Linked DNA regions of Homo sapiens: regions 1 and 2 are each linked to region 3. A link is a loop called in an ENCODE intact Hi-C map of the cell type or tissue named here. Cell type or tissue: PC-9. All regions are shown on one strand. Each heading gives the region's core, and the rest is flanking DNA. Links, peaks and the distances in the headings are about the cores only.

Region 1 (10,426 bases), core at 3,187-8,186, 65 kb after region 3:
TGCCCAAATTGCAGGCATAGCCCTGGAGTTAAAGTAGGGGACAGTTGTTCCCAAGAGGAAATTTGGAGTGCCACTACCCAACAAGGAAGCAAATGGATGCTGCATAGTTAAAAAACCAAGAAGTGTTCACGATAATGAGAAAGATGGACTCACTCAAATGTTAGGGAAAGAGAAATCATAGTTGAAGAAAAGGCAGTGAGAAAGAAATCAGGCACATATGTTTGGACCTCTTGGCCTCCATCTCAGTGAGTGTCAACACACAGAGGTGTGTATAAGGGGGAAAAACCCTTCCTATAAGGAAAAGTTTCAGCTTGATGGCTTTACCACAGATACTTAAGTGAGAAATAATTCTGATCTAACCCAACTCGTCCAGAGAACAAAGAAGCTTGTTTTATCAAACTAGCGTAACTTTGACACAAAAATCTGACTGAGAACATTATAAAATAGGAAGATAACAGGTCAATCTCTTCCTCTCCCATCAACACTTGCAAAATACTAAACAAAATAGTAGCAAATTAAATCTAGTGATACATGAAAAGAGTATGTATGACAAGTTACTAAGTTGCAGTGATTTCAGAATGCAAGGTTGGTTTAACTTAATTCGAATAAATTTATTCACTATATCCCAATAGATGGGAAATTCTGTTTTTACAAAAAACAAACAAAACAAAACCAGCAAATATTCTTAATGGTGAAATGTGGAATGCTTTCTCTTTGAGATGGGGAACAAGATAAGGATGCCTATTCTCAGCACTTCTATTAAGTATCCTGTGTCCTAGATATTGCAGGGGAGCGGGGGGTGGGCAGGAAAGGAAGGGAAGGGGGAGAGGTAAAAAGGGAGAAAGAAAAAGAAGGGAAAGCAGTGGGACTGAAGAAGCTCACGCCCTGCTTCATGCAGGTAAATCTGGATTTCTGGGGGTAGGACCCAACCTGCAGCCCAGTTTAAGAGCCAATGCCCTGACCACTTTTTGTAAATATGTATAAGGAAGTGTCATGGTGGTGTCACAAACACTTTATTTTTCATTTGAAGAAAATGCCATTGATTTCTAAACAAGGTCTTCCAAAGAAAATGTTTGCTTATTTGAGTTGATACCAACTTGAGGTTGGTGTTTTTCTATTATCTACTCCAATATCAACCACTCTGTAAATGGAAATAAATACATAATGCATGTCACATAGTAGACACGCAGAGCTGAATGATTGTTCTGATCAATATAATTCTATATAATGTTACATAAAAGGTAATATTCCTTTTAGCATTACTATTTTTTGTTAAGAATTTGGACAAAGCAAGATAACTTCTTTGACTCAGAAGCTCTACCTATAAAATTACTGGGCTAAATAGCAGTTATTTCCAAGGAATACATTTGCTAAAACTCTTTCTATTTTGAAGTAGAAATAATCGTGGCCTTTTGGTAACACTATAATTTTATCATTTTGCCTCAATATCTAATGGTATTAAAACAATTACTGTTTTAAAAAGTGATAAGGATTGGAAAGGAAGAAATAAAACTACCACTGTTGGCTGATAACATGATTATATACATAGAGATTTAAATTTACAGATAAATTGGAATTAATAAGTTAGCAAAGTAGCTACAGACTGCAGTTATCTTTCTGTATACCAACAACAATCAGAAAATAAAGAATATTGAAAAATTCAATTTATAGTAACACAAAAATGCCAAACACCAGTGTATGAATCTAACGAAAAGTATGTAACATCTGTATACCAAAAACTACAAAACATTGAGAGAAATTTTAAAAAGAAATGAGTAGGAAGATATGTACCATATTCATGGACTGGAAGATTCAGTATTATAAACACTTCTTCCCAAACAGATCTGCAGATTCAGATTCTAACAATTTCTAAATGAGCATCAACACACTGATTATATACTCTTTACAGAAATGCAAAAACCAGTAAAAACCAAGACAGCTTCTAGGGGAAGGATACCATTCTCCCAGATGTTGTGACTCATATAAACCTGGAGTCACAGAGACAATCTGGTCCTAGAACAAGGGTAGAGAAATTGAGCAATGGAGTCAAGCCAGCTCAGAAGCAGGCCCACATCTTTGGACACGTGGTTGACAAGAAAGGTCCGATTGTCAAACAGTGGAGACCGGGTGGTCTTCTCAACAGAAAGAGTTGGGATAGTAGGCTGTCCACACAGGGAGATGATCCTCATACCACACACAAAACTCAGTAACAAGTCGCTTGTGAATCTCAATGTAAAAGGGAAAACAGTAAAGTTCCTAGAAGTAATAAGAGGCAGTATCATTATGGCCCCCACGTAGAACACATACGTTAAAGTTCAACAAAATATGCAAATGGAAAGACTGGCTAAAAATTGGTTAAATTTGACTGTATTAAAATAAAAAACTATTGTTTATCAAAAGACACCACTAATCGAGCACATAGGCGAGTCACGGAGCGAGAGATTCTGTAGTACAGATAGCCCCCAGACAGTTCTCTACCCAGCATCATGAAGAACCACAAATTAAAAAGAAAAGAATGACAGCTCTGTAGAAAAGCAGGCAAGAGACTTGAACAGGTGTGTCCTAAAAGAAGATACCCAGATGGCCAGTGAACACAGGAGAAGGTACTCAATTGAATTAAGTATTATCAGGGAAATGCAAATCAAAACCACACTGAGCTATCACCTCACACCTGTTAAGATCACTGCTCTCAAAAACAAAGGACTGCAAGTATTGGCCAGGATGTGGAGAGAGGGGACCTTTGTGCAGTGTGGTGTGAGTGTAAATTACTACAACCATTATGGAAAACAATGTGGACCTTCCTCAAAAAATTAAAATAGAACTACCGTATGATCCAGCAATCCCACTGCTGGGTATATATTCAAGATAATTGAAAACAAGGTTTGGAAGAAATACCTGCTCTCCTGTGTTCATTGCAGCGTTATTCACAATAGCCAAGATATGGAAACAACCTAAGTGTCTTCACAGATGAATGGATAAAGAAAATGTGATATGTTTGCACAGTGGAGTACTGTTTAACCACAAAAACAAGGAAACTACCATTTGCGACGACATGGATGAACCTACAGGACATTATGCTATATGAAATAAGCCAGGCACAGAAAGACTACACGATTCATTCCTCTCATATGCAGTATCTAAAACAGTCAAAGTCAAAAACAGTCAAAGCAGAGAGCAGAATGGAAGTTGCCAGCAGCTGGAGGGAGAGGGAAACGGAGTTACCATTGAGGGCATAAAGTTTCAGTTATATAAGCTGAGTAAGCTCTAGAGCTTTGCCACACAACATAGTGCCTATAGTTAACAATAGAGTATCATGCTTTTAAAAATGTGTTAAGACAGCAGATCTCATCTTAAATGTTTTTTCCATAATTAAAAAACAATAAAGAGCCACAATAAGACGCCATCACACAGCCCTAGGGGTGCTCAGAGGCTGCCGATGGTGGGGGCATTGGCTCCTGCTTGGGGAAGCACCTTGGCACCCTTACATAAAGCTAAAGGGGATCAGTGACCAGCAGCTCCCCAGTGGCGTGTGCCTGGCAGGACACGGGCCTGCACGCACTGTGCCTCAGTGTTAGTCGTGGTCCCACCCAGCCACAGCCCAGTGAGTACCAACACAGAATGGATGCGTGCATCATGGTGCAGTTGTGCAAACAATAACAAGGACACATCTCACAAACACGGTGAGAGAGGCCAGGCACCACAGAATAGAGTACCATTCCATTGATAGAACGTGCAGCACGACCATCATGTTTAGACAGACGAACGGTAAGGCCGGAAAGGAGCAGTGGAGGAAATTTTGGTCAAATTAGTTTACCTTTGTTGGGCCAGGCAGGGGATGGGGACCAAGGGAGTCTGGGGGCACGAGGGAGGGCATCAGGGTCCTATTAATCTCCCCATTCTCACCTTTTATTTTTTGAACAGTTTTCTTTTTTTGTGTTCATTTTCTTTGTGTTTTTTAAAAAGACAAAGTGGGCTGGGCGTGGGGGCTCACACCTGTCATCCCAACACTTTGGGAGGCTGAGGCCAGCGGATTGCTTGAGCCCAGGAGTACAAGACCAGCCTGGGCAACATGGTGAAACCCAGTCTCATATGAAAAATACAAAAATTATCCAGCTGTGGTCCGAGCTACAAGGAAGGCTGAGGTGGGAGGATTGCTTGAGCCCGGGAGGCAGAGGTTGCAGTGAGGCGAGATTGCACCACTGCACTCCAGCCTGGGTGACAGAGCCAGACCATCTCCAAAAAAAAAGAAAGGTCGGGTTGCATTTTCAAGTAAGGAAAACTGGGCTCCAAGGCCAAGTTTGAGAAACACCGTCCTGCCACCTCTCAGATGCCCGCAGTCCCTGTGAGCCTGGTGGAGGCTCCATGAGCTCCTGCACAAGGCACTGGGAGACTTGGTTATACTGCTGGGGTTCTGGATTCCTCCCACAGGGTCACTGACCAGCCCTGGCTGCGCTTCTGACCATACCAAAGACTGGGGGTCTGAAGGCTTCAGGCTCCTGCTCACTCCTGGGCATGGAAGTGTGTACAGCTCACTACTTAAACTCTTTAATTTTGAAATTTCATTGAATAACTTTTGTCCAGTGCAAGATAGACAAGAGCCGTATCTTTCTGGAGCTGTCTGTGCGGGTGAGGGTGTGGACAGACAGATGACAGACAGGCAACAGCCACAGCTGATGGTCACACGCTACAGAAGACACAGAAGGAAGGGTGGTGCTGGTTCAGCCACAAGGGACACTATGGGAACAGGGACCTGGAGTTGCGAAGCTGGTGGCTCAGAGACCTGTGGGAGGCGTTACAGGAAGCAGCAGCCAAGGCTGGGCTGAGCTGCAGGCAGGCAGGAGCCTGGCGTGTCGGGAAACAGAGAAGACCAGCACGCTGGGGCCATGGCCAGCTGTGTAAGGCATCTTTTTAGCCAAGGAAGAAACAGGTAGATAGGACTGGAGTACCCTGGTACAAAGGCATTTTCCCCATTTCTTCTAGATTCAGCGCCCTATAAAGACCAGCTGTCCTCGAAGGAACAACCCAGCTTTCTAGCCAGTCAGCAGCTCCTGAGCCAGGCGGGCCCCAGCAACCCTCCTGGGGCACCCCCAGCCCCTTTGGCCCCCTCCTCCCCTCCTGTGACTGCTCTGCCCCAAGATGGAGCAGCTCCAGCCACCAGCACCATGCCAGAGCCAGCGTCAGGAACTGCCAGCCAGGCAGGGGGTCCAGGGACACCTCAGGGGCTGACCAGTGAGCTCGAGACGTCTCAGCCACTAGCGGAGACTCACGAGGCCCCGCTTGCTGTGCAGCCCCTCGTGGTGGGCCTAGCACCTTGCACTCCAGCTCCAGAGGCTGCCTCAACCAGGGACGCCAGTGCCCCAAGGGAGCCCCTGCCACCTCCTGCACCTGAGCCCAGCCCCCACAGCGGGACCCCACAGCCCGCCTTGGGTCAACCTGCTCCCCTGCTTCCTGCCGCAGTGGGGGCCGTCAGCCTGGCCACCTCCCAGCTCCCAAGCCCACCCCTGGGGCCCACCGTCCCCCCACAGCCACCCTCGGCCCTGGAGTCGGATGGGGAAGGGCCGCCCCCCAGGGTGGGCTTTGTGGACAGCACCATCAAGAGCCTGGACGAGAAGCTGCGGACTCTGCTCTACCAGGAGCACGTGCCCACCTCCTCAGCCTCAGCTGGGACCCCTGTGGAGGTGGGCGACAGAGACTTCACCCTGGAGCCCCTGAGAGGGGACCAGCCCCGCTCAGAGGTCTGCGGGGGGGACCTGGCCCTGCCCCCAGTGCCTAAGGAGGCGGTCTCAGGGCGTGTCCAGCTGCCCCAGCCCTTGGTGAGTAGCTGCCTTGTCCCAGAGACACTGCCCTGGGTCAGGGGCCGGAGCCCGGGCGCAGGCCCGGGGGTGGGCAGGCATCTTGGCTATGCAGAGCCGCCCTCACTCAGGGCCCGTCCCTCTCTTGGTGACCCACCCACGTGTGTTTGACTCACCCATGCATGTTTTGCAACAAGTGACCCCTGTTTGGGGTCATGCTTGTGCAGCGTCAGGTGACTCAGCCCCATCCATGCACACACAGGGGCTGGGGCAGCCCAGGGGCAGCTTGAGATGAGGGGAGTGGATTTGCAGATACAGCTGTTGAGATGCTGACCTGTGAGTCTCACGGCTCTTCTCTTTTTGTGTTTCTTTCTCCAGGTGGAGAAGTCAGAACTGGCCCCCACTCGAGGGGCCGTGATGGAGCAGGGCACGTCCTCGTCAATGACAGGTAACAGCTTCCTGCTGAACCCTGCGTTCACAAGGTGCTGCCTGGCTTCCTTGCCCCAGAACCTTCTGCATCCGCACCCTCGTCTTTCATCTGTTAAGGCATAAAAGCATTTCTTAAAGATCCTTTTATCTGTAAGGGATCCTTTAGCATCCAGTGTAGGGCCCAGACACAGCAGGAGTCTGTCATGATTTAATTCAAGCTTGTCCAACCTCTGGCCCATGAGCTGCATGTGGCCCAAGACGGCTTTGAATGGGCCCAACACAAATTGTTAAGCTTCTTATGAGCTTTTTTTTTTTTTTCAATTTTTTAAAGCTCATCAGTTATTGTTAGTGTATCTCATGTGTGACCCAAGACAATTCTTCATCTTCCAATGTGGTGCAGGGAAGCCAAAAGACTGGATGCCCCTGACTTAATTAAAACCTACTGAGTTCTAGAAGGAGCCACATGCTAACACTCTAGAGAGATGAAGTCCTCTGGGGAAATGGATAAAGCCCCAGTTGGTGGGTGCTGGGATGTTGCAGGGACACGTCACAGCTCCTGGACTCTCCAGTGGCTGAGGGTCTGCACACGTTCCGGTGGACCCACCCCAGCCCTTGCTTTTCTTCAGCAAGGTTACAAGATGCCCACAAAAACCCAGCCTTACTTCAGCTATAGCAGAGCAGTGCGGTGGGGGGGGCGCTGTGACTGCTGGGAGCGCCAGGTACCAGGGCAATCCCTGAAGACCTGCTGTGGGGCTTTCCCTTGTGGCTCTTGGCTGCCACTGCGTCTCTGTGGAAACACCTTTGCTTTGCTTCTCATTTCATTATCTGCATGCCTCAGTGTCCCTTCTAAGGGAGCCGGACTGATCTTGTGAGGTCTGAGGTTCCTTCTCAGCCCAGGATTTCTTGGGGGATGGGCACACTATGAATCAGGACTCCCCTGAGCCTCCTAACGGAAACCTCAGCGCACATCAGCCGCAGGCGGGACCCCGTAGTCCCAGGCCACATTTATTTCTAGACGCCAGACTTTAAGAGGGGTCGGGGCAGCTGGCTCTGGGGTCAGAAGCTGTGCACGCAGAGAACTGGTGATGTTTAGCCTGAGGAAGATAAGGGACAGGGCAGAAGCAAGAGCATCTTCCCAAAAGGGTGGAAATGAGAGGTTGTGTTGGAGTGCCAGCCCTGACCACGCTGGGCTGCCTGTGGCGCTCCACGGACTCTGACTTCGTGCTCTGAGATGTGTCCGTCCCATGGGCCCCTTTGGCAGATGAGCAAACTGAGCTTCAGTAACTTGCAAATGATATAACTTGTACTCCAAGTCCATACTCTTTCCAGAGTGTGGAACTCATGGGGGAAGCTCCAAGGAGACAGATTCTAGTTTGGCAAAAGTGACCTTTCCTGGAGGTTGGAGCCATTTAGAAGTAGAGAGAGTGCGATTGACAGTGAACCTCCTAGCCCTGAAGGTGGGCATGGAGATATGAGGAGGGGAGTCAGATGTTACATACGGCTTGGGGACACGTGACAGGGACTGGATTGGGGCTCCTTAGGAATCTGATTTGGGTGTTGTTCCCTTGTGAGTTTCCACATGGGGTGTGCAAAGGAGACACGTGTACATGTGCGGGCGGCCCCAACCTCCCCAGAGGCTCCATCCGCTGCTGCCACCTTCCCCACGGCGCATAGGTCTGGCTCATGCCCTGGCCTACCCACGAGTTTCTTTTGTCACATGAGGGTCTCAGCTCAGGCGAGGCCCCCATGTCAGCTTGCTTGGCTTTTCTGGTTGCCTCTTTACGGCAACCCTGGGAAAAGCTAGTCAGAAAGAGCTCCCTAGATGGAGAGCACCGGAATAGCTGCAGGTGCAGTGGGTGACAGTTTTTGAGACACCGTGGGAGCAGGGCTGGAACCCAGCCCCATTGATCTGCGCTGTGGGACCCTCTCACATCAGACGATGGGATGAGACAGGGTGCTGGCCTTCAGGTGCTCAGAGAAGGCCTGGCTGCATGAGGGTGCCCGGGGCTGACGCCTCTTCTCTTGCCCGGGTTTATTGGGCATCTGTCATAGAATGCCGTGGGGCCAAGACATCATGGAGTATTTTTAGTTTCCAAAACTGCTGTTTCCAAAACTGGGAGGAGCACACACAGCTGGCTCCTCCCAGTACCCACTTCCATTGTCCTGCCTGTCTGGAGGCACTCCCATGGGATCACTTTGGGCTGCTTCGGGTCAGCTGTGAGCCATCTCTGCCTCTTCCTCCTCCTTCAGCCCCAGTAACGTTTCTGATGTTCCCATAGCAGAGTCGTCTCCCAGGAGTATGCTAGGCTATGACAGAGATGGAAGGCAGGTGGCCTCAGACTCCCATGTGGTCCCCAGCGTCCCCCAGGTAAGGGCGACTTGACGACCCCCTGGCTGGTTGGCAGGGTTTGCTCTGTGCTGATGTTCACATGAAACCTCTTCATCTCCGCTTGTTTCCCAAGGATGTACCTGCTTTTGTGAGACCTGCACGTGTGGAGCCCACAGACAGGGATGGTGGAGAAGCTGGAGAAAGCTCGGCAGAGCCCCCGCCGAGTGACATGGGCACAGTGGGGGGCCAGGCTAGCCACCCCCAGACACTCGGCGCTCGAGCTTTGGGGTCCCCTCGGAAACGTCCAGAGCAGCAGGATGTCAGCTCACCAGCCAAGACTGTGGGCCGTTTCTCGGTGGTCAGCACTCAGGACGAGTGGACCCTGGCCTCCCCCCACAGCCTGAGATACTCTGCCCCACCCGACGTCTACCTGGACGAGGCCCCCTCCAGCCCCGACGTGAAGCTGGCAGTGCGGCGGGCGCAGACGGCCTCCTCCATCGAGGTCGGCGTGGGCGAGCCCGTGTCCAGCGACTCTGGGGACGAGGGCCCTCGGGCGAGACCCCCGGTGCAGAAGCAGGCGTCCCTGCCCGTGAGTGGCAGCGTGGCTGGCGACTTCGTGAAGAAGGCCACCGCCTTCCTGCAGAGGCCTTCTCGGGCCGGCTCGCTGGGCCCCGAGACACCCAGCAGGGTGGGCATGAAGGTCCCCACGATCAGCGTGACCTCCTTCCATTCCCAGTCGTCCTACATCAGCAGCGACAATGATTCGGAGCTCGAGGATGCTGACATAAAGAAGGAGCTGCAGAGTCTGCGGGAGAAGTAGGTCCTGCGGGCAGGAAGTGTTGCCCCCGCCCCTGGGCCATGGCACCCCTTCCCAGTTGTGAGGGAACCCTGGTGCCGGGGCTGAAGTCCTGGCCAAGCAGCGCCCACTTGGAGCTGCCAAGCAGGGACAGGGGAGTGATGAAGGCTTTTTTTTTTTTTTTTTGAGACAGTCTCGCTCTGTCACCCAGGCTGGAGTGCAGTGGTGCAATCTTCGCTCGCTGCAACCTCCACCTCCCGGGTTCAAGCGATTCTCCTCCCTCAGCCTCCCGAGTAGCTGGGACTACAGGTGCCTGCCACCACGCCCGGTTGATTTTTCTATTTTTAGTAGAGACGGGGTTTCACCATGTTGGCCAGGCTGGTCTCAAACTCCTGACCTGAAGTGATCCACCCGCCTTGGCCTCCCAAAGTTCTGAGATTTCAGGTGTGAGACACCAGGCCCAGCATCCCTGTGGTTTTGAGTAGACAGTCTCCCACTCAGAGTCCTCTGGGCTGGGCCGGCCCCCACCCTGCTGTCTGCTTGGCTTCTGGCTTCTCTGGGTGCCATGCCTCCTCCTGCTGCACTTGGGGGTATGTCTTGGGGGATCACTGAGGCATGTGTCTTCCTCACCCTGTCTGCCTCTCATCTGTCTCCTTCCCTCTTTCTTCCTTTCTCCTTCTCTCTCTCTCTCCCCTTTCATTCCTTCTCTCCCTGTCTCGCTTCCCACCACTCTGTTTCTGGCACACTCTCTCTTCCTATCTGTCTCTCCTTTCTTTGTCTCTGTCTCTGTCTCTCTCTCTCCCACCCTCCTTCTTTCTCTTCCTCTCTCTTTCTCCATGTCTCTTTCCCTCATCCAGCAAATATTTATTCTGTCCTGCTGCGGCTGGGGGGTTACTGGGATGTCCTTCGGGATGGGAGGGCTAACACCAAATTCACCAGTGCCTGAAGGCACGTTTGTAAGTCGTGTCCTGTTGGAAATCACAGGCTTATGTGGGAAGAGCCGTGCACATCTCCTTTCTCTCCTGCGAGCCCTCTCTGCACAGCGTATGCACAGAGGCTAAGAGAGTGTCTGCCCAGGCT
Region 2 (9,454 bases), core at 4,438-9,437, 250 kb before region 3:
GAATCTTCTGCATATGTTTAAAAAAAGTTTTCTTTTTAAAAATGGCAGTAAAATACACATAACCTAAAACATAGCACTTTCATCTTTTTTCTTTTTTTTTTTTTTGGGGGGGGATGGAGTCTCACTCTGTCTCCCAGGCTGGAGTGCAATGGAGCCATCTCGGTTCACTGCAACCTCCATCTCCCAGGTTCAAGCGATTCTCCTGCTTCAGCCTCCCAAGTAGCTGGGATTACAGGCGCCCACCACCAAGCCCAGCTAATTTCTTGTATTTTTAGTAGAGAGGGGGTTTTACCATATTGGTCAGGCTGGTCTTGAACTCCTGACCTCAGGTGATCCATCTGCCTTGGCCTCCCAAAGTGCTGGAATTACAGGCGTGAGCCACCGTGCCCAGCCTCCTTCATCGTTTTTAAGTGATCAGTACAGTGCCCTCAGCACATTCATATTGCTGTGCAACCATCACTGCCATCCATCTCCAGAGCGTCTTCACCTTCCCAATCTGAAACTCTGTCCCTGTTAAACCCTCTCCATTCCCTCCCCTGGCCCTGGCAGCCACCATTCTGGTTTCTGTCTCTGTGAATTTGACTCCTCTAGGACCTAACGTAGGTGGAATCACACAGGATTTGTCCCTTTGTGACTAGCTTATTTCACTTAGCATAATGTCCTCAGGGTCCACCCCTGTTGTGGCATGGGTCAGAATTTCCTTCCGGTTTATTTATTTACTTATGAGATGGAGTCTCACTCTGTCACCAGGCTGGAGTGCAGTGGCGCGATCTCAGCTCACTGCTACCTCTGCCTTCCAGGTTCAAGCTATTCTCCTGCCTCAGCCTCCCAAGTAGCTGAGACTACAGGCATGCACCACCATGCCCAGCTAATTTTTGTATTTTTAGTAGAGACAGGGTTTCATCATGTTGACCAGGCTGGTCTCAATCTCTTGACCTCGTGATCCGCCCGCCTCGGCCTCCCAAGATGCTGGGATTACAGGCATGAGCCACTGCGCCCGGCCTCCTTCTGTTTAAGGCTGAACATGATTCTGTTCTATGGAGAGGCCACCTTTTCTTTATCCAGGTTTCTAGGGATGGACACTTGAGGGGCTTCCACCCTTTGGCTGTTGTAGGGAATGCTGCTATGTATGTGGGTGTACAAGTACCTGTTTAAGACCCTGCTTTCAAACCTTTTGGGAGAAACATTCTTGACTAGATGGACTCACATGGGAAACTGGTGTTGGTTTAAATGTGGCTGCCCTAAGAAAAGCTGCCGCATCCTTGGGAGAGGTAGATACCCCCCGCCCACCAGCCCCCGATTCCAGGCTGTCCAGCCTCTTCTCCCAGTCCACAGTCACAGCGTCATGCCAGGGCTATGGGTCATGAAGACTCATACAGTCTTAAACAGTAGAAGTAACTTGTTAAGGTGGCGGTGTGAGCCATATTTGTGAGTGTCTGCTCATGGCATGACTACAAACGGGGAGGTGCTGCGTTGATCTGCCTCCTCTTCTCCCTGCTCAGCTTGCCCTCACTTCCTGCCCTCTCCGAGGCCCCTCTGACCCCCATCCCAATTCAGGAGCATGTAGCACCTCACTGAGTTCTCAGCAGAGATGATGGAGACCCCTCCTCCATCCACTCCCACAGCAGACAGGGCATTTCCCAGGCTGAGACCCCAAGGTAATTACTCTGGGCTTCCAGGCACCGCTAGGTCACAAGGTGGCTTTAATTTTTGTTTTCTTTTCTTTTTTCTTTCTTTCTTTTTTTTTTTTTTGACACGGAGTCTCACTCTGTGGCCCAGGCTGGAGTGCAGTGGTGTGATCTCCTCACTGCAACCTCCGCCTCATGGGTACAAGCAATTCTCCTGTCTCAGCCTCCAGAATAGCTGGGACTACAGATGCAAGCCATCACGCCTGGCTAATTTTTGTATTTTTAGTAGAGATGGGGTTTCACCATATTCATCAGGCTGGTCTCGAACTCCTGACCTCAGGTGGAGGTCTGCCAAAGTGCCTTAGCCTCCCAAAGTGCTGGGATTGCAGGTGTAAGCCACTGCGCCCAGCCTGGTGGCTTTAATTGACTGCCATTGGGCATTACATCTGGGCATGGCCAGGGTGCCCTGGGCCTTGCTCACTGTGGGTGGCCTCAGTGGGTTTGGGACCTCAAGGCACCAAAGTTAAGCCAGTGAGAAGCCATATGGGGACCAGCGGATATAGGCAGTTCACATGGTTTATTGTATCACCTAGAGGCACTTACAGTATTGCCTGGATTCTCTATCACAGGGTAACCCACAAGGGAGATCTTGTCGTCATCATCCCTCATGATTCTGGGCCACCCGGGTGCAGCGGGCGGCTCTTGCCCACAGGGCTGGGACCCATTGCATAAGGCTTCCCCCAAAGGCTTCAGGCCTGGCTGCCACCTGCTGTCGGCGGGGATGCCCCCGCATGCCTCTCTGAGTGGCTAAGCCTCCCTCACAGTGAGGTGCTGGCTTCCAAGTGTGAGAGCCCAGAGCTGTCTTCCCTCCTGACCTGGCCTCCCACATGCTGCCCTCTCTAGTTACAGCGAGTCTCTTAGGGGCTCTGTATTTAGGGGAGGGATGTCAGAGTCCGCTTTTAGATTGAAGTGGCATCAAAGAATATACGGGCAGTTTAAAAACCACCACTAACGCGTTTGTTGCTCCCCCTACATAACATGCCATTGTTATGGAGCCTCCTGTGTGCCGGGGGCCACTGGGCCACTCCAGCGACAGGACAAGGGAGGTCCCTGCCTACTAGGTTCCAGGCAGCACAGTGGACAGGTGCCGTGGTGGGTTTCTTTCAGATGGGGGGGGACTCCCGCACGGCCTCCCGGGAAGGGACATCTGGTGGCAGATAGAGCTGGGTGGTAGGCAGACTGGTGGCCCATCTGTGGGACCAGCCCTGCCTATCTGGGGGACCGCTGCACTGTGGAGGGACACGGGGCGGGGGCCAGAGCACTTCATCCCCCTGCTCACTGGCTGCTGTGATGGAGACACATGAACAGTTCTAGGACACCCTGGATTCTGGGGCATTCTAAATTTCTTCAGGTTTGTGGATTTCCTCGTGCTACAAGGTGGCAGCCCTGAGTGTCTGGGACCTGTTCCCTGGCTGAGTCCACAGTGGGCACGGCTCATCTGGGTCAGCAGCTCCAGCCTTGCTCACCTCAGGCGGCTCAGGGCTTCTTAAAGGGAAAGCTGAGGTGGCTGCATACAGAGAACTGACCTCGGCTTCCTCAATGCCCCTGTGGAAACATAGGCATAGCCCTGGGCGGACCAGAGTGACCCAAGCCCGGGGGCTTCCAGCACCTGTGTCCCAGGGCCAGCCTCTCTGAGCCTCGGCGTCCTCATATGAAGGACAGAAACGTCCCCTGCGAATGTGAGAAAGGGCTCAGCACTGACCCTGGGCATGGGTGTGCATGGGTGTACTTGCCTTATATGTGTGTATGCATTGTCAACCTAAAATAATCAAGAGAATCAGAATATAGTCTAAAGAGAGTTTATTCAAGCACAAGGTTGAGGACTGCAGCCAGGGAGACACTTCCAAGTTGCCTCAAGGAATGTCTGGAGAACAAAAGAGAGGCTCAAGTGTTTAAAGAAAAGAAAGGATGAATCAGGAGAGGGGGTGGTGACCATTGTTCATCAGGAACTCTCATTGGTTCACAGAAATAACACTGGCTAGTGATTGGCCAGCCACTGTTGAACTACAGGGAATGTGGCATTTTAGGGCTACTTGGCATCTGTTAGTCTCAAGCCTGCATAGCAAGTGGTTTCAGGAGGGACCTATTTTGCTCGATGGGGAGTGACACATGACTGTGTTGCATTCCAGTGCCTCTCAATGCCTGATTATATAAAGGGGCTGGCATTCCTCAGACACAGGCCTTTTTATTTTTCAGCATACGTGTGCACACATGTGTATGTATGTGCACATGTGCGTTTGTTTATGCATGTGTGCATGCACCTGTGCCTTGAAGGCCAGGCAGTGGCCACACCAGCCCAGGAGGGTTGCTGCTGGCAAAAGCCTTTGGCCGCAGAGGGGCTCTGCCCGGCTACACTTCCCAAAGTAGCTCATCCCTCTCCTGCCCCTCTATCCAGCTCTCTTTGTTTTCTGTTCTCATTACCTTTTTTATTTTAAAACAACGCATACTCTGTAAAAAGTCCTTGCAACAGAATAGAAGGAAGTGAAGTGACAATTAGGGGCTCCTCAACCCAGGTTGCCCCCACCAAGGGCACCCTAAAAACCTCACTTTTAATTTGATTGCCTTTGTAAAGACCCTGTCTCCAAACATGCCTTCATTTTGAGGTACTGGGGGCTAGGACTTCAGTGTGTGAATTGGGGGGTACCGACAGGATCCATAACACAGGTGTTTGCAATACAGAGTTGCAAACGCAAAGCTGGAGGTGAGTGTCCTTCATTTGTTTTGGTTCATCTGCTCTTGGACAAAAGCCCTTCCAAGATGGGAGTGATTTGAGGGCCTCCGATGAGCACAGTGCATCCCTCTCCTCTGGACAGGATGTCTGGGGACCCGGGCTGCTTGGGCCTCCTAGGCTGCAACCACACACCTCCTCACCTCTCCTCATGATCCATCATGATCCATCCTCCCTTCTGTGGTAAGGAAAATGATGCTTAGGAATGTCTGAAACTCACGAAGTTTGTACAGTTCAAAGGCGATAAGGGTGGGATTTTTCTTTTCTTTTCTTTTCTTTTCTTTTTTTTTTTTTTTTTTTTTTTTTTTGAGACAGAATCTGGCTCTTTCCCCTAGGCTGGAGTGCAGTGGTGATATCTCTGCTCACTGCAACCTCCGCCTCCAGGGTTCAAGCATTTCTCCTGCCTCAGCCTTTCGAGTAGCTGGGATTACAGGAGCCCACCACCACACCTGGCTAGGGTGGGATTTTTCTTGATCAGCCCTGTGAGGTATACTTGGCGTACCATTGATGCATAATGTTTAAAGTGTACAGTTGGATAAACTTTGACATGGGGTGTGCTCATGAAATTATCACCACAATCAAGGTAATGAATATGTGTGCAACATCCCACAAAGCTCTTGTGCTCCTTTGTAAGCACTCCCCACCTCCCCAGCCCCCTCCACCCATCCACCCCCCTCCCCCACACCAACCCCACAGCCCCTCCCATTCCTTCCAGGCACCCAGCTGATCTGCTTCCTAGCACCATAGGCTACTTTGCACTTCCTAGAATTCTGTAGTAATGAGAAAACACAGTAGGTCTTCTGTGGCTCCTTTTGTTCAGCATAATTATTTCTAGATTCATCTGTATTCTATTCCCTTTTTAAAAATGGTCTGAAAGATCTGGCTGGATGTGGTAGCTCATGCCTGTAATCCCAGCACTTTGGGAGGCTGAGGTGGGAGGATCACTTGAGGTCAGGAGTTCGAGACCAGTCTGGCCAACATGGTGAAAACCCATCTCTACTAAAAAAAATACAAAAATTAGCCAGGCGTGGTGGTGGGTGCCTGTAATCCCAGCTACTCAGGAGGCTGAGGTGGGAGAATCACTTGAACCCAGGAGGCGGAGGTTGCAGTGAACCTAGATTGTGGCCACTGAACTCCAGTCTGTGTGACAGAGCGAGACTCCATCTCAAAAAAAAAAAAAAAAAAAGGTCTGAAAGATCATTAGATGTAGGTATAGAATTAGCATCATTATTTTCCTGAAATGTTTGTAGAATTCACCAGTGAAGATCTCTGTGCCTGAAGTTCTCCATGTGGGAAAAGTTTTAACTACAAGGATTTCTTGTGCTTGTTTTACATTGAGCTTCTTAGATGTGTAGATTTATAGTTTCCATCAAATCTAGAAAACTTGTCATTATTTCCTCAAATATTTTTTTTGTCCACCCCTTTTTGAGACTCTGATCACACATGTATTACACTACTTGAAGTTTTCCCACATTTCACTGTTGCTCAGTTTCTCTGTGTGTGTGTGTGTGTTTCATTTTGGGTAGTTTCTGTTCCTGTCTCTTCAAATTCACTAGTTTTTCTTCTGCAATGTCTAATTGGTTGTTAATTCCTTCCAGTGTGTTTTTGGTCTCACACTTCGTAGTTTTCATCTCTGGAAGTTTAATGTGGGCCTTCTTACATTCTCCACGTCTCTACTGGATTTTAGAACATAGGATGACACAGACATGATAGTAGTTTTTAATGTCCCTTTTTGCTAATTCCAACATCTGTGTTAGTTATGGGTCAGTTTATATTGAATTTTTTCTCTTCATTAGTTATAGTCCCTTTTATGCCTGGTAATTTTTTTTTTTTTTTTTTTTTTTTTTGAGACAGAGTTTTGCTCTGTCGCCCAGGCTGGAGTGCAGTTGTGCAATTTCAGCTCACCGCAACATCCGCCTCCTGAGTTCAAGCAGTTCTCCTGCCTCAGCCTCCTAAGCAGCTGGGATTACAGGCACGCACCACCATGCCTGGCTAATTTTTGTATTTTTAGTAGAGATAGGGTTTCTCCATGTTGGCCAGGCTGGTCTCGAACTCCTGCCCTCAAGTGATCCATCTGCCTTGGCCTCCTAAAGTGCTGGGATTACAGGCGTGAGCCACTGTGCCCGGCCTCTGCCTGGTGATTTTTGATTGGATGCCAGACTATGGGAATTTTACCTTGCCATGCACTAGATATTTTTGTAGTTCTATAAATATTTTTTAGCTTTGTTCAAGGATGCAGTTGGGTAAACATATGGACTTCTTCCTGTTAAGTTTTGTTAATATTTGCTAGGTGGGACCAGAGCAGTGATCACTGCAGGGCTAATTATCCATCATTCCTGAAGCAAGACCCTCTGAGTATTCAACGCAATGCCCCGTGACCTGTGGGGCTTTTAGGGCTGGCTGGTGGGCATAGGCGTGTCCCTGCCCTGTGAAAGCTCCCTGTGGTCCTCACAGGTGGTTCTTTCTCTGGCCTCATGTGCTCTCCCCACCGCACACATGCTGAACGGTCCTCGAGGAGCCCCTCTGAGATCTCTGGGTTCTCTCTCTCTCTGCAGCTCTCTCATCTTCAGGGCTCCATGCTGTGGACTCTGGCCACCTTAGTCTTCTGGGCCTCCCAGTTTTGTCTTCTCAACTTAGAGAGTCCACTGGGCCCCACAGGGCTTCCCTTCCCTGATCCATGGCCCAGAAATGGTCTCTGGGCAGTGAGCTGGGGCAATAGGAGGGCTCACCTCATTCATTCCCGTCTCTCAGGGACCACAGTGTTTTACCGCTTGGTGTAGAGCCTTGCAAACTTGTTTCGTAGGTTTTGTCCATTTTTGTTGTTGTTCCAGGTGAGAGTAAATCTGGTTTCTATTACTCCATCCTGACCAGAAGCATAATTCCCCCGAGATGGGGTTGAACCAGGCTCTGTCTTGCCAGACAGCTACCTTTGAACACACCGAGGCTGAGCACAGCTCACATTCCATCTGGTGTATTTTTATTGCTCTGCCATGTTTGACCTCTGGAAACCTGAGTTTATCTCTTGTGCTATGAGAAGAATGCAGCAAAACATGTATTTTCTGTTTAGAAATCTTAATATTGCCCCCCATTGAACTCGTTAGGAATGCGGCAGTAGCCAATCATAAATGCCCACCTGAGCGATTCTGGAGTCATTTAAAGAAACGTCCACTCAAAAGGGGTTTTGCCCCAAGACAGTGAGCACTCAGGAGACTGTGTGTGGTGGGGGTGCTCCACCATAGAGCTGGTCGGCATCCACAGCCACCAGGACGCTGCCAGAGCCCAGGCCTGCGCCACGCCCTGCCCAGAGGCACACCTGCCTGCTCAAGGCAACCAGGGCAGGCTCAAGGCAGCCAGGGCCAGCTCACTGTGTGCCTGTCACTGTGTGAAGCCTGCTTCTTCTTTATTTCGCTTAGCAAGTGAGGCAGGAGCATGTAAAGCTGCTGGCAGAGGAATATCTAATTGTGAGTGTGAGTGCGTGTGTGACTGTGAGTGTGAGCCAGCCCGTCAGTGTGAATGTTTGAGAGAGCCTCTCTGTATGTGCCTGGGGGAGGGTGTGAGGTGTGGGCTAGGGAGGGGCCTGGCGATGCCCACCGGCTCACCTCACACTGGACAGTGCCTGCATGTTCAAGATGACCCTTCCCCTGGGCCGCAGGATGCTGCATGGCAAGGGACAAGCTCAGCCCTGGCCCCAGAGTTTCCAGCCGAGCAAGACACTGCCCACCCTACAGTGCATGGCTGCTGGTGCAGGCCCCACCCTTTTGGAGGCATTGTGTGCCAGCCTGGGGGCTGAGGATATGACTGTGCAGATGGCCATGCCCCAATCCTGGAGTCCACCATGCTGGGTGGTGGCATGGAGCTTCCCTCCTCCGCACCCCCGCAGAGCCGGGGCCTCTGGCTGCTCCAAATGCCAGTTGGAGAAGGTGGTTTTCTTTCTCTACTAATGTCTTTTCAGTACCTCCTAAATGGCTCTACTTTGAACCTGCTGGGCAAGGAAGAGATTTTCAAGGAAACCATCTACCGTGTGCAAGCTCCTGCCGGCCAACCCCAGACCCCAGCACGGAGCCAGGCGCCTGTGCCCGCCGACCCTCAGCATCCTCCTCAGAAAGGCTGGTGGCATCAGGTATGGGGATAAGTGACCGCCACTTGCAGCCCCTAGGCTCCTCGGCAGCTGCGTCTTCGGTTCAAGAGGATGATTTTGAGGGATGACAGTCTCCCTCTAGGCCCGTCTCACCTTTGCTCCTCCTCAGAGGCGCCCGGTGAATTTTCTGTGCACTTATAATTGACACTTGAATTTGGTCCATGAGAGGCATGGTGGGCCAGTGTGAGGTGGCTCCAGTGCACAGGAGGGAGGAGGAGTTTTGGGGCAAAGACCTTGGTCCACATCCTCTGGCAAGACGCACCTCCTGCCCCAGCCCTCCCCTGAGGGAGATAGTAGAGACAGCTGGGACCCTGGACCCCTGGGGGCTGTTTTCTGACCTGTCCAGCAGGCAGTGGTGAGGAGGAGGAGGAGGAGGACACCGGCCTCATGTCCTGGGAGTATCAGAGGATTGAAAAAGCACCACGGATGCGCTATAAACAGAAGCCACTGTGTTCCTTTTGGTTATGGTCACTACCTTGAGCATCTATTTTGAATTTATTGAACAGCAGATAGCTTCACACCACAGGGTTAATTTTTTTTATGCGGAACAAACAATTTTAAAACAAAACATTTTCCATTTTCTGTTCTTTAAAAGCCTGTCTGTACAAGACCCAGCTGAAGCTGACCAGGGCATTCACACTTCACACACAACCCCCAGCCCACCTGCTCCAGGCTTTCGGTGGGGGGCGGAGGGTACTGCCTGGGAGCTGCATTTGGGGGTTGCACCTGAGGGTGCTGGTCCATGCCTGGCTAGCACTGACTCTGGCTTGTTTCTCCCCTACAGGAAGCCCCTGGCCAGCCTCCACCTGAGCCCAGTGAGCTCAGCTTTAAGGATGGAGTCAGGCAGGGGGTCCTCAACCCCTCCAGGACCCATTGCTGCCCTAGGGATGCCAGACACTG
Region 3 (10,426 bases), core at 2,161-7,160:
GGGCCAGGCCTCCTCTGGAGGCAGGTGTACCACCCAGAGCCCACGAGGGTGTACACAGGGTGCATATTACTTGCTGAGGGCTGGACACTGTGGGGGATGGGTGCTGCTATCTGCCCACTACACAGATGGGGAGCTGAGCTCAGAGGCAGGGTTAGTGTCTGAGCCTAGGTTCCACCCCGTCTCTCTGATTGGAATAGCTTTTCCTGTTCTGTCCATGCTGCCCAACACCAGTGCAGGACGGGACATGGTAGGAAGGGGCCGAGGGTGAGGTTGGCTGTGCCAGCTGCGGTTCTGGGCAACTCTACCTGTCAGCACAGCCGTGCACTAACCCTGAGGAGACCTCCGACCTTTCCTGTTTTGTGAAGGGGGATGGGGCCCAGTGAGGTAGAGTTGATGACCCTGCAGCCCAGCCAGGAGCTGATGGGCAGAGAGACTAACTGGATGGCGTGTCACTGCTGTTGTTGGGCAGAGGGTTGGGTCTCCCTGAGGCCCTAGCTGGGGAGACCTCCATGGGGTGGCCTGAGGAGGGGGCTGGGGGCTGTCCAGCCCTGGTGAGGTTCCTGTTGGAAGGAAGGACCACATCTGGTCTGTGGACTGTGAGGCTTCAGGTCCCGGGAGAGGCTTTGTGGGTGTGGTGGGCCCGGGGAGTGGGCACCTTGGGAAGGCTCCTGCCTGCCCGTGCTGCCCCAGCATCAGACCCCAGGTGGTCCACAGTCCTGTCAGCTGCACCCTGTCATGGTTCATTGCCTCAGGGGTGCCTGACCCAGCCTGGGTCCCCCTTTGGTCCTCTTCTTTATCTTGGCCTTCATGGCTCCATTCTGTGGTCCTGCCCTCCTCCTGGGCTGCCCACCCATCCCTGCCACGTGGTGACAGCTCCACTAGCATCCCATGGTGGCCCTGTCTTTGCCCACGATGGAGGGTATTGGGTGGGCCTGGGGTGGGGAGGGCTCCTGCAGCCTGCCCTGTGACCGGAGCCCTGCGGTGGGGAGGGCGGGGCCCAGCACAGAGGGCCAGTCCCAAAACTGACCTGCCGTGCTCATGCTGGGCATGGGGGCTTCCTAACAGGCAGGTGGGTGGGGACCCCCGACCTTCCCTGGACCTCCCCTTGCTGCTGGCTCTTATGCTGGGTGCTGGCATGGGAAGCCAGTATGGACCGGGCACCACCCCCATTGCATGTGTTCAGTAGAACCTAGAGGAGTCCCTGGCATGGCTGCCAGCTTGTCCCGGGGAAGGACAGCTGAAGTTTTGTACGTGCTCAAGGGAGCATGGAGAGTTTGTGACAAGGCCATGACAGACTCTCTCCACCCGTCTACTGGCTGACAGGATCAGGCTTTCTCAAAGTTCAACATCCGCACACCAGAAGGTGGACAGAACGATGCTGGGCCTGCCTCCTTCTACATATGATTTACAGTCACCCATGGACACCCCAAGTAATTGGCACAAGAGCTCCATCTGGCTCAGTAACGGAGGCACTTTCAACAAAATTAGTTATCCCTTTGCTTTGGTCAACTATGCACTGCTAATTTATGATAGTGATTCAGTTCTGAAGAAAATCCTTTGGTCCTTAGAGTCTTACGTTCGCAGGAAACTAAGGAAAGCTAGATTCCGATAGGAATGATGTGATGGCAGGGAAGTGTGGCAGGGCAGTCAGTGAGAGGCTTTCGGGAAGAGCCGCGTCGTGTCCATCACCTCCGTGGGAATGGAGGTTGCGTCCTGGTTGGAGCTGGAGACGTGTTTATTCCCGTGTTTAGAAACAGCTGGTGGAGGGCATCAGATTGCCGACATTTGGGTTCCACGGGAAACATTTCAAAGAACATTTTTAAAAAGTCAGTATTTATAAAATGCTGGAAATGGCATCTTTTACAACTGTTTGACCCTATGATGACACATTTTACATCCCAACTTACCCCTGGGGCAGGCAGGCACCTACTTCCTTCTGTGTGTGGGTGACAGGGTGAGTACCGGTGTGTATGTGCGGGCGGCAGGGTCCCAGGTGGCCTTTAAGAGAGTAAAGCTCACTTGGCACCTTCCCCTGCTCCCTCTGCCCCTTCCCACCCCCTTTTTTTGAGGCAGGGTCTTGCTCTGTGGCCCAGGCTGGAGTGCAGTGGCAGGATCTTGGCTCAGCTGCAACCTCTGCTTCCAGGCTCAGGTGATTCTCCCATCTCAGCCTCCCAAGTAACTGAGACACCAGGCGTGTGCCACCACACCCAGCTAATAATTCCTCCCTCCCTTTTTAAATAAAATAGTATGATTTACAAAAGCAACCAGGGGCCAGATATTCAAGTTCAGGTTTTTGCCTCAGAGAATTGTAAACTTCTTGGAGCCCTTGACAAAGAAGACTGAATGTGGGAAGAGTCCAGTGCCGCCGACTCACCCCCAACTGAGCACCTCCTTCCCTGGCTGCACTCATCCAGATGGAGGGCAGCATCTGGGACAGGTCACCGGCGTCAGGGTCCCTTTTCTGCAAAGAAGTCTAGGGGCACATCAGCCTCCGTCTGTGACTCCTCACACTCCTTGGCCACTTTTATTTGGTGGTGTCGGGAAAAATGTTCATCTTTATAATGATGTCCTTTTTTTTTGAGACAGAGTTTCAGTCTTGTTGCCTAGGCTGGAGTGCAATGGTGTGATCTCGGCTCACTACAACCTCCACCTCCCGGGTTCAAGCGATTCTCCTGCCTCAGCCTCCCGAGTAGCTGGGATTACAGGCGCCTGCCACCACACCTGGCTAATTTTGTATTTTTAATAGAGATGAGGTTTCACCACATTGGCCAGGCTGGTCTCAAACTCCTGACCTCAGGTGATCTGCCCGCGTCGGCCTTCCAAAGTGCTGGGATTACCGGTGTGAGCCACCGTGCCCAGCCGTGATGTTCTTTTTAAAATCATGAATTAGAAAAAACACACACTGGCTCACCTGTCAATGCGGTTGTGTATTTTGTTGCTCAAGATGAGGTTAAAGAGGGAACTTGGATTTAAAGGAAGTGAGTTTGTTTTAAGACCAGCAGAGAATGTTGGAGGCAGCAGGTGGAAGAGCTCTGTCAGGCCTCCCCTTTGCTGGTCAGTGGCAGATGCCTGGTGTGGACATCAAAATGGCTCCACTGAGCCCACTGACCACTCACTGCAGAGCAGGCCCAGTGCCTGCCTCTTGTCCAAGTGGCGCCCCGTTGCCTGGCCCTGTAGTGACATAAACCACCCACTGCTCAAACATCATGCCTGCACAGAGGCCACTTCCTCCAGGGACCTCAGACCTGCCCGTGCCTTAGGTGGGGTGGGGAATGCCTTCTTCCCCAGGCTGCCTGAAACTGGAGCTTTTCTTCGGGGGCAGGGGTGCCCTGACTGGTAATTTTTGGCACAGTGTGTAGTTGCATATTTATTGGTTTTCTCATCTGTTGGCTGCGTTCCCATGGGGTTGTGAACAGCCCTTTCCGCACACCCAGAGCCTCCGTGACTGAGCGACTCCAGACAGAGCATGGGGGATGGTGTGGCTTGCTCTGCACCAGCCATTCCTGTGCACTTGCCAAACCCTGTCCTCCTGGAACCAGACCCAGACCCTCTCTCCACTTTGTGGTGAAAGGGCAGGCAGGAGCCTGCTGGCCCCCAGCTTGGGTCGACTGGTTCAAATCTTCCAGACCTGGGAGTAGCAGGGAGGCTCTTCCCACCAGGAGGGCGTGGAGTGTGTGGGGATGCCAAGCCTCCTAGAGCAGTGGGGACACCCTCCCGGGGGTGGAGGGAACAGAAGGGGACACATATATGGTGGAAGTCTCATGCTGTCTTCCCAGTGTGTCCCTGTGGATATCATGGCTTTTGGGTGTGAGCACTTAAGTGACAGGGAGATAAGTCCTTGGTTAGGCCTGAGCTCTACCAGAGACCTGATGCCCTCCCATCCTGCACCTGGGGCCTCTGTCCTGGGCCAGTTCTCTGTGCATGGGACTATTGTGGACAGAGAAGCTCCAGGCTTCCTTTGGTTTTGATTTACGGCCCCACGGAACTGGAGCGAGGCCCTGCAGCAGGCTTATCTCTCGGGGCTCAGCCTCACTGGTTCTGGGCACTCTCCTCTGCCCGAGTGTGCGTGGGGCTCACCTCCTGGTGGGACCCAGTTCTGCCCCTTCAAGGGGTTGGATTTTGGGGTCCTGCCTAGCTGAAAGGAAGATGCCACGGAATCCCAAGTGTGCCCCTAGTAGGTCTGACATCTCCAACCGTTGCCCACTGGGGACTGTTCTGGCAGAGCAGGTGGCCCTGAAGTGTCATAGGAGGGGGCTGCCTGCAGACACCCTGCCATGTTCAGGGCAGGAACCTCTGATGCTCTCAGTCAACATCGAAGGCAACCCCTGATGTGTTTCCCAGGTGTCCTGGGGGTGCTGGGAAGGGCCGTTGGGACCAAGAATCTTCTGACCACCCTGGCTGTGTGACTCGTGCAGCCCTTGAGGGGCTTTGCTGCCCGGCTTGGAGGGTGCTGTCCTGCCTTGCCTGTGTGTGACCCACAGGACCTTTTTCCTAGAGCAAATAAGAGCTGGCATTGTCCCAGAATGCCTTAAGTCTTTTGTCATCTGATTGACTTTCACCACTATGAGGGAACAAGAGCCATGAATTTGCATAGCACTGGGGACTTGGTAGGAGGAAGATTGGTGCTGATTGACCTTACCCTCCAGTGTCTGGGAGGGAGGGGCATCACATTGAGTGAGCAGCCAGGAGGCCCCCGCCTCTGACTCAACACCAAACCTTTAAGCACCGTGTGAGTCTGGCAGGATTTGGAAATCACTTAGGGATCAGGTGCATTCTTCCTGCCCTGGCTTGTTGACTGTGAGCCTTCCTAATAGGTTAATGAATGAATTCAGTCCACAGGTGTTCATGGAGTTGCTCCTGTAATGCAGGCCAACCCGATGTCAGCAAACAGGTGATGAGGATGTGGACAGGCTCTGTGGGGGCAGCATACCCTGTAGGTGGGCTCTGGGCAGGGCTCAGAGGGGGACACACTAACCGACTGTTAAAGTACCAAGCAGGCTGGGCATGGTGGCTCACACCTGTAATGCCAGCACTTTTGGGAGGCCAAGGCAGGAGGATCTGTTGAGCCCAGGAGTTCAAGATCAGCCTGGGCAACATGGTGAGACTACCATCTCTAAAAAAATAAAATTAGCCAGCGTGGTAGCATGTGCCTGTAGTCCCTGCTACTCAAGAGGCTGAGGTGGGAGGGTCACCTGAGCCCAGGAAATTGAGGCTGCAGTGAGCTATGATCACACCACGGCACTCCAGCCTGGGTGACAGAGTGAGACCCTGTCTCCCCTACTGTAAAAATTACCAAGCAATGTGTTACATTGATTAAAATAGTCGTGTGGTGTAGAATATAAAATGAGATCCTCTTCCCTTCCAAGCCCACCTCTAAGAGGCACCATTGTTAACCATTTCTGACTTTCGTGTCTTACATGTATCAACTTCAGTAGGTAACTGCTGTTAAAAATGAAGACTGTAGTGCATGCAGGGTACGCCCCCCTACTTCCCGTTTTTTCTTAGTCATTTAGAACGTGAACATTTTGCTCTGAAACTACAATGAAATCTTTTACACGTTACTGTTGGTGCTAAAATACTGGCAAAAATAACTTGTGCTATAAATGATCCTGTGAGTTTCCTCTAGAATTAAGGACTAGGCGCACAGAAAGGGAATTGTAAACTGACATGCTGTTTCCCAGAGAAGGCTTCCTGGGCGAACTGGCCTAGCTGAGCACTGCCATCTCCTCTCCAGCTTCCTTCACCCCCAGGGACCTCGAGGGTCACCCTGGGTGCATGTCTTTCTGTTGTGTTATGTTGTGTTGTGTTGTGTTGTGTTGTGTTGTGTTGTATTGTGTGTTGTGGAAACATTTCTTCCAGTAACTTGTTCCACCTAGACTGCATGGGAAGTTAACTTTCAGCTCCTGCATGTCTGAAAACGAGTCTGGACCGCCTGGCTTGGTGTCCGTTTGACAGCGTGTAGAATTCTGAGTTAGCACTTTGAGGACACTGTCCCTGCCACCTGCGCCCAGTGTCTCTGGTGAGACTCACCGCCCACCTGGGCCGTTCCTTTGCAGATAAGACTTGCTCGGGGTTCTGACATTACACTAGAACAGCCCTGGAGGTGGGGTGTTCATTTACTCTGACCTGGCCTTGGTGGGCCATTTTCTTCTAAATCGTTCTCCTTCCAGCTCAGGGAAATGCTATTCTACTATTTGTTTATACTTCATGGTGTCTGTTCTTAGAACCCTTTTGACATAGTTTGACTTCCAGGCAGTTCTTCCATGTCTCTTAATGTTTCTCTTCTATTTTCTTTCTTCTACTTCTCTCATTTGGTCTTTGGATTTTTTTCCTTTTTTTTTGTTTTTACATATGAAAAATTGAAGGGTGATTTACATATAATGAAACACACAACTTAAGTGTGCAAGTTGAGCTCTGACAAATGCACATAGAGGTGGAGCCCACGTGCTCTGTTATGATGTGGAACATTTCTCCATCACCCTCCACCCCAAGATCTCTTGGCTCCCACTTCTACCCACCCCAGAGGTAACCATTATTCTGATGGCATCCCCCAGATATTAGTCTGCCTTTTCCAGGGTTTCACATGAAGATGGGGGTCCTACCAGACATATTCTTTTGTTTGGCTTCTTTTGTTCAGTCCTATGCTTTTGGCCTTCACCTGTGCTACTGAGAGGCAGGAGCATGCTCCTTTTTGCTGCTGAGCCATGGTCCCATTTGGATGGGTGCGGCATGGTTCATTCACCTGGCCCCAAATGTTTCGGTGGTTTCCAGGTGGGTCTATGATGAATTATGCTGCTTCCAATATCCAAGTCCATCTTTTATGGACTTATGTTTTCCTTCCTCCCAGATGGATCCCGGGAGGGGAGTGGCTGGACACAGAGCAGGTGTGAACCCTGCCAAGCCCTCCTCTGAGGGCTGCGCCACCTGAACTCCTGGTAGCAGTGTGCCAGGTGGGGCCCACTGTTCCCCAGCCTCCCAGCAGCTGGAAGTATCCACCTTTTTTTTTTTTTTTTGAGACAGAGTCTCACTCTTGCCCAGGCTGGAGTGCAGTGGCACAATCTCGGCTCACTGCAAGCTGCACCTCCTGGGTTCATGCCATTCTCCTACCTCAGCCTCCCGAGTAGCTGGGACTACAGGCGCCCGCCACCACGCCCAGCTAATTTTTTGTATTTTTAGTAGAGACGGGGTTTCACCATGTTAGCCAGGATGGTCTCGATCTCCTGAGTTCGTGATCCGCCCGCCTCGGCCTCCCAAAGTGCTGGGATTACAGGTGTGAGCCACCGCACCCGGCCGTATCCATCTTTTAATTTAGCCCTTCTGGTAGGTATGGGATGTATCTCAGTGTGGTCTTTGTTGGCATTTTCCCAGCGACTGATGATGCTCAGCCTCTTTCCGTGTGCTGTTGGCCATTTCTGTGTCTTTGGTGAAGTATCTGTTCATGTGTTTATTATTAAATTACAGGAGTTCTCTATACATTTTGGATCTGAGTCCTTTGTCAGATATATGTATTAAGAATAGTTTTTCCCAGTTTGTGACTTGACTTAAATAAATAACCATTTTTTTGGAGATGGGGTCCTGCTGTGTTACCCATGCTGGTCTTGAGCTTCTGGGCTCCAGCCATCCTCTGCCTCAGCCTCCCGAGTAGCTGGGACTACAGGTGTGAGCCACCGCACCTGGCTTAAAGAATCGTTTTTGATGAGTAGAACATGTTTCCATTTTATTGTCTGGATTAAACATTAACTTTTTTGTACTTAATGTTTCATTGGATTATGGAATATCTTATTTCTAAAACACTGAGCTGGTTAGGAAGGGCAGTCCCCATCCCTGTGATAATTTGCAAGAGCTCTTTCTCGAATGTTCCTTTCTAAATAGAAGCTTGATTTTACTTACTTGTGTCAACTTATTGAATCTTTATGGGAACATTAATTAGATTTTTTTGGGAGTTGCCGTTGGTCTCTGAATTATTTGTTTTCTGGGTTGGCCCCATCATGACAATGGCTTCTCTGGGTATTGCCTGGCCCTGTGGTGATAGTCACTGCACAGTCCCACACTGCAATGAAGGGGCCCATGAGGGTGTGTGCTGTGGGGAGGGGTCTGGCGGGTTGATGGAGGAAGAAGGGTCTCATGGGCGCGGCTGCATTTGGGATGTAATTTTTTTTACCAAGATGACCCTTGTCACGATCCTGCCGCCTGCTTCTCCTCTCTGCTTTGGAGTCTGGCTTGATGTTCTTTGGGCCTTTCCGGAAGGATCCAGGGGTCTTGGCTTGCATTTACTTTCACTCTGATCTCTCCCCTTATCTGTCCAGATTTACCTGCTTTCTGTCTGTTTAGAAGTCCCCGGAATTTTGCTCTTCTGTGTTTAGTTATGTTTCTGGTTTCCTTCGGAAAATACACGTTTCTTTTCTGACATTCCCATGGGAATTGGTGCAACAGAGGCAGGCATTGCTCTGTGGGCTCATTGGACCAAGATGAGGAGGTGATCCTGGGGGCAGGACCTCAGGTGGAGGTGAGAAGGGCGTGGCACGTGTGCAGCAGGAGAGGCCTTGGCTGGGCCTTTGGACATGGCTGTCACCTCGTGAGGGGAAGTTGGAAGCACATGGAGCCTTCGGGGCCATGCAGGCTCCCTGGATTTATTCTGAGCCCTCTGTGGAGAGAATCTATTGAAGTATTTGGGGGAAGGGAAGGGCCAGGATCCAGGGGGACTATAGTGAGGGATGAGGTGGGAGAGAGCGTGGCGAGGGATGGGTGAGCTCAGACAGGGTGGTGGGAGTCAGAGGGGAGAGGTGGAGATTGGGCAGGCGGCGGGAGGGTGGCCAGTGCTGAGTGGTGTTTGAATGTGGTGCCTGGGGTTGGTGGTTCCCTTGTGGGATGGTGGGCAGAGCGGGCATGTGGTGCATGCACCTGACCAGGGTTCCCGGGTGATGATGGTGGCGTTTGTTTGCTGTTTTCTATTTAAACTTAGGTCAGTGATTGGTTCTGCTGGCTTGTGCAGACACAGTGGCCCAAGGGTCTGGGGAGGTGTCTGCTGTGTCCTCCTGCACAGGAGGGCCTGGGCTGCCCTCTGGGCTGCTGACTGGTCAGTTTGGCTCTGCTAGGGCTTTTCTCTTCCCTCCATTCTCAGCTCTTATCTCAGTCACCTGTCCACGTCTCCTCTGTTCTAATCCACTGGGCCCTGAGTACTTCTTCTGAGTTGTGTATACGTTAGAAGTAAACTGATGATCCATTCTTTTCACAAACACACAGAAAGTGAGTGATTGTGGAGGAGGCAAAGGCCTCAGAGGTGTATTTTTGGAAAAAGTGCTCAAGTGTGGCCGTGTGGATTTGCGAGACCTCTTCGGCTTCCTAGGATGTCTTTTTGCTGAGGTCCCTTTTTGGGGGCTGTGTCCAGGGTTGTGGGGACTAAGGAGTCAGCAGTTGTGGTGCCAGTGTCTGCATGCCCTTCTATCATAGCCGCTTAGCTGCCTGTGGGTATGGGAAGGGCTGGTCCTACTGTGTGGCGCTGCTGGGATGTGACGCCACCGTGTCCCCTTCTGTGTCCCATCTCTTGCCCACTTAGCATGTCTCTTGCCCTGTAGGACCGGAAGCTCACCAAGCTGGAGCGGCAGCGGTTCAAGGAAGAGGCTGAGATGCTGAAAGGCCTGCAGCACCCCAACATCGTGCGCTTCTACGACTTCTGGGAGTCCAGCGCCAAGGGCAAGCGGTGCATTGTGCTGGTGACGGAGCTGATGACCTCAGGGACGCTGAAGACGTAAGCTCCGCTTCCTGAGGGCTGGGGCGGGTCCTGGCATGGGTGCAGGGCTACCATAGCTGAGGGTGAGGTCTTGGGCTGCTGGGGTGGTCCTGGCTGGTGCCTGTGGGAGGCTGTCTCCTCTTTCCTCTCCTGCATGGGATGCCAGGAGGTGGTTTACTTCCCAGGGAGATGGTTGATCTGTCTATGGTGTCTGGGACTTGTTTCTGGCTGGGGTTCTGTTTCTGCCTGGGAGCCAGCCCGGCACATACTCAGGCTCAGGACGCAGGCTGGGCGGGGTGCACAGTGGGGACTGTGGGATTCTGAGGATGTGGAGGTGGTTAGTGAGGGCTGGGGAGTGGGGAGTGGGGTGGCCACGGCAGCCTGTTGCTGCTCACTAAGGTCCCAGTCTGTACTGTGGGGATGAGGTGCTGCCTGGTGCTGTATCCTGGGTCCATCTGAACCACTGGACCCTGCAGCCTTGGGCAGGGCCTCAGTGCCCCTCAGCCGGGCAGTTTCCGTCATAGGTGGATGCGCTGCAAGAGGAGAGCCCTTTTCTTAGCTTCACCCACCCACCTCCTCCCAGGGCACAGCTCAGGGCAGGCCACACAGGTGGCCAGTGGCAGAGAGAGCCCCAGCTGGCCCCTGTGGTTCTCACAGGCCCTGGCCTTTCGTAACCCTCACCCCCTCACCTGAGCA

The links. A loop is a pair of places that touch in the nucleus more often than their neighbours do. Peaks named below come from ENCODE experiments on the same cell type or tissue, not always from the same donor. Only the 100,000 strongest peaks of a DNase experiment are listed, where the experiment ranks them.
Region 1: a loop joins it to region 3, with 5 times the contacts of the local background. A loop is called at or near these places in 7 of 110 quality-filtered maps.
Region 2: it touches region 3 in a loop (6-fold over the local background); 2 of 110 quality-filtered maps call a loop at or near these places.

The regions. Positions count from the first base shown.
Region 1 is chr9:93,283,808-93,294,233 of GRCh38, forward strand. It overlaps WNK2 (WNK lysine deficient protein kinase 2), which reads left to right. Exons shown (of 30, transcript NM_006648.4): 20 at 4,981-5,813; 21 at 6,171-6,240; 22 at 8,501-8,589; 23 at 8,684-9,366. Among named protein-coding and RNA genes, the nearest start is that of WNK2, 100 kb to the left of the region's middle. RefSeq lists an enhancer at 4,843-5,639. In PC-9, for the core only: no CTCF peak of the experiment used is centred there; a DNase peak (open chromatin) is centred at 5,994; H3K27ac peaks cover 541 bases.
Region 2 is chr9:92,966,870-92,976,323 of GRCh38, forward strand. FGD3 (FYVE, RhoGEF and PH domain containing 3) reads left to right here. Exons shown (of 18, transcript NM_001083536.2): 2 at 8,369-8,536; 3 at 9,339-9,454. The coding sequence starts at 9,388. Among named protein-coding and RNA genes, the nearest start is that of FGD3, 24 kb to the left of the region's middle. RefSeq lists an enhancer at 3,336-4,027. In PC-9, for the core only: no CTCF peak of the experiment used is centred there; DNase peaks (open chromatin) are centred at 7,512 and 8,172; H3K4me3 peaks cover 2,491 bases; H3K27ac peaks cover 3,908 bases.
Region 3 is chr9:93,220,121-93,230,546 of GRCh38, forward strand. WNK2 (WNK lysine deficient protein kinase 2) reads left to right here. Exons shown (of 30, transcript NM_006648.4): 3 at 9,576-9,748. Among named protein-coding and RNA genes, the nearest start is that of WNK2, 41 kb to the left of the region's middle. In PC-9, for the core only: no CTCF peak of the experiment used is centred there; DNase peaks (open chromatin) are centred at 3,401 and 4,671; H3K4me3 peaks cover 766 bases; H3K27ac peaks cover 4,195 bases.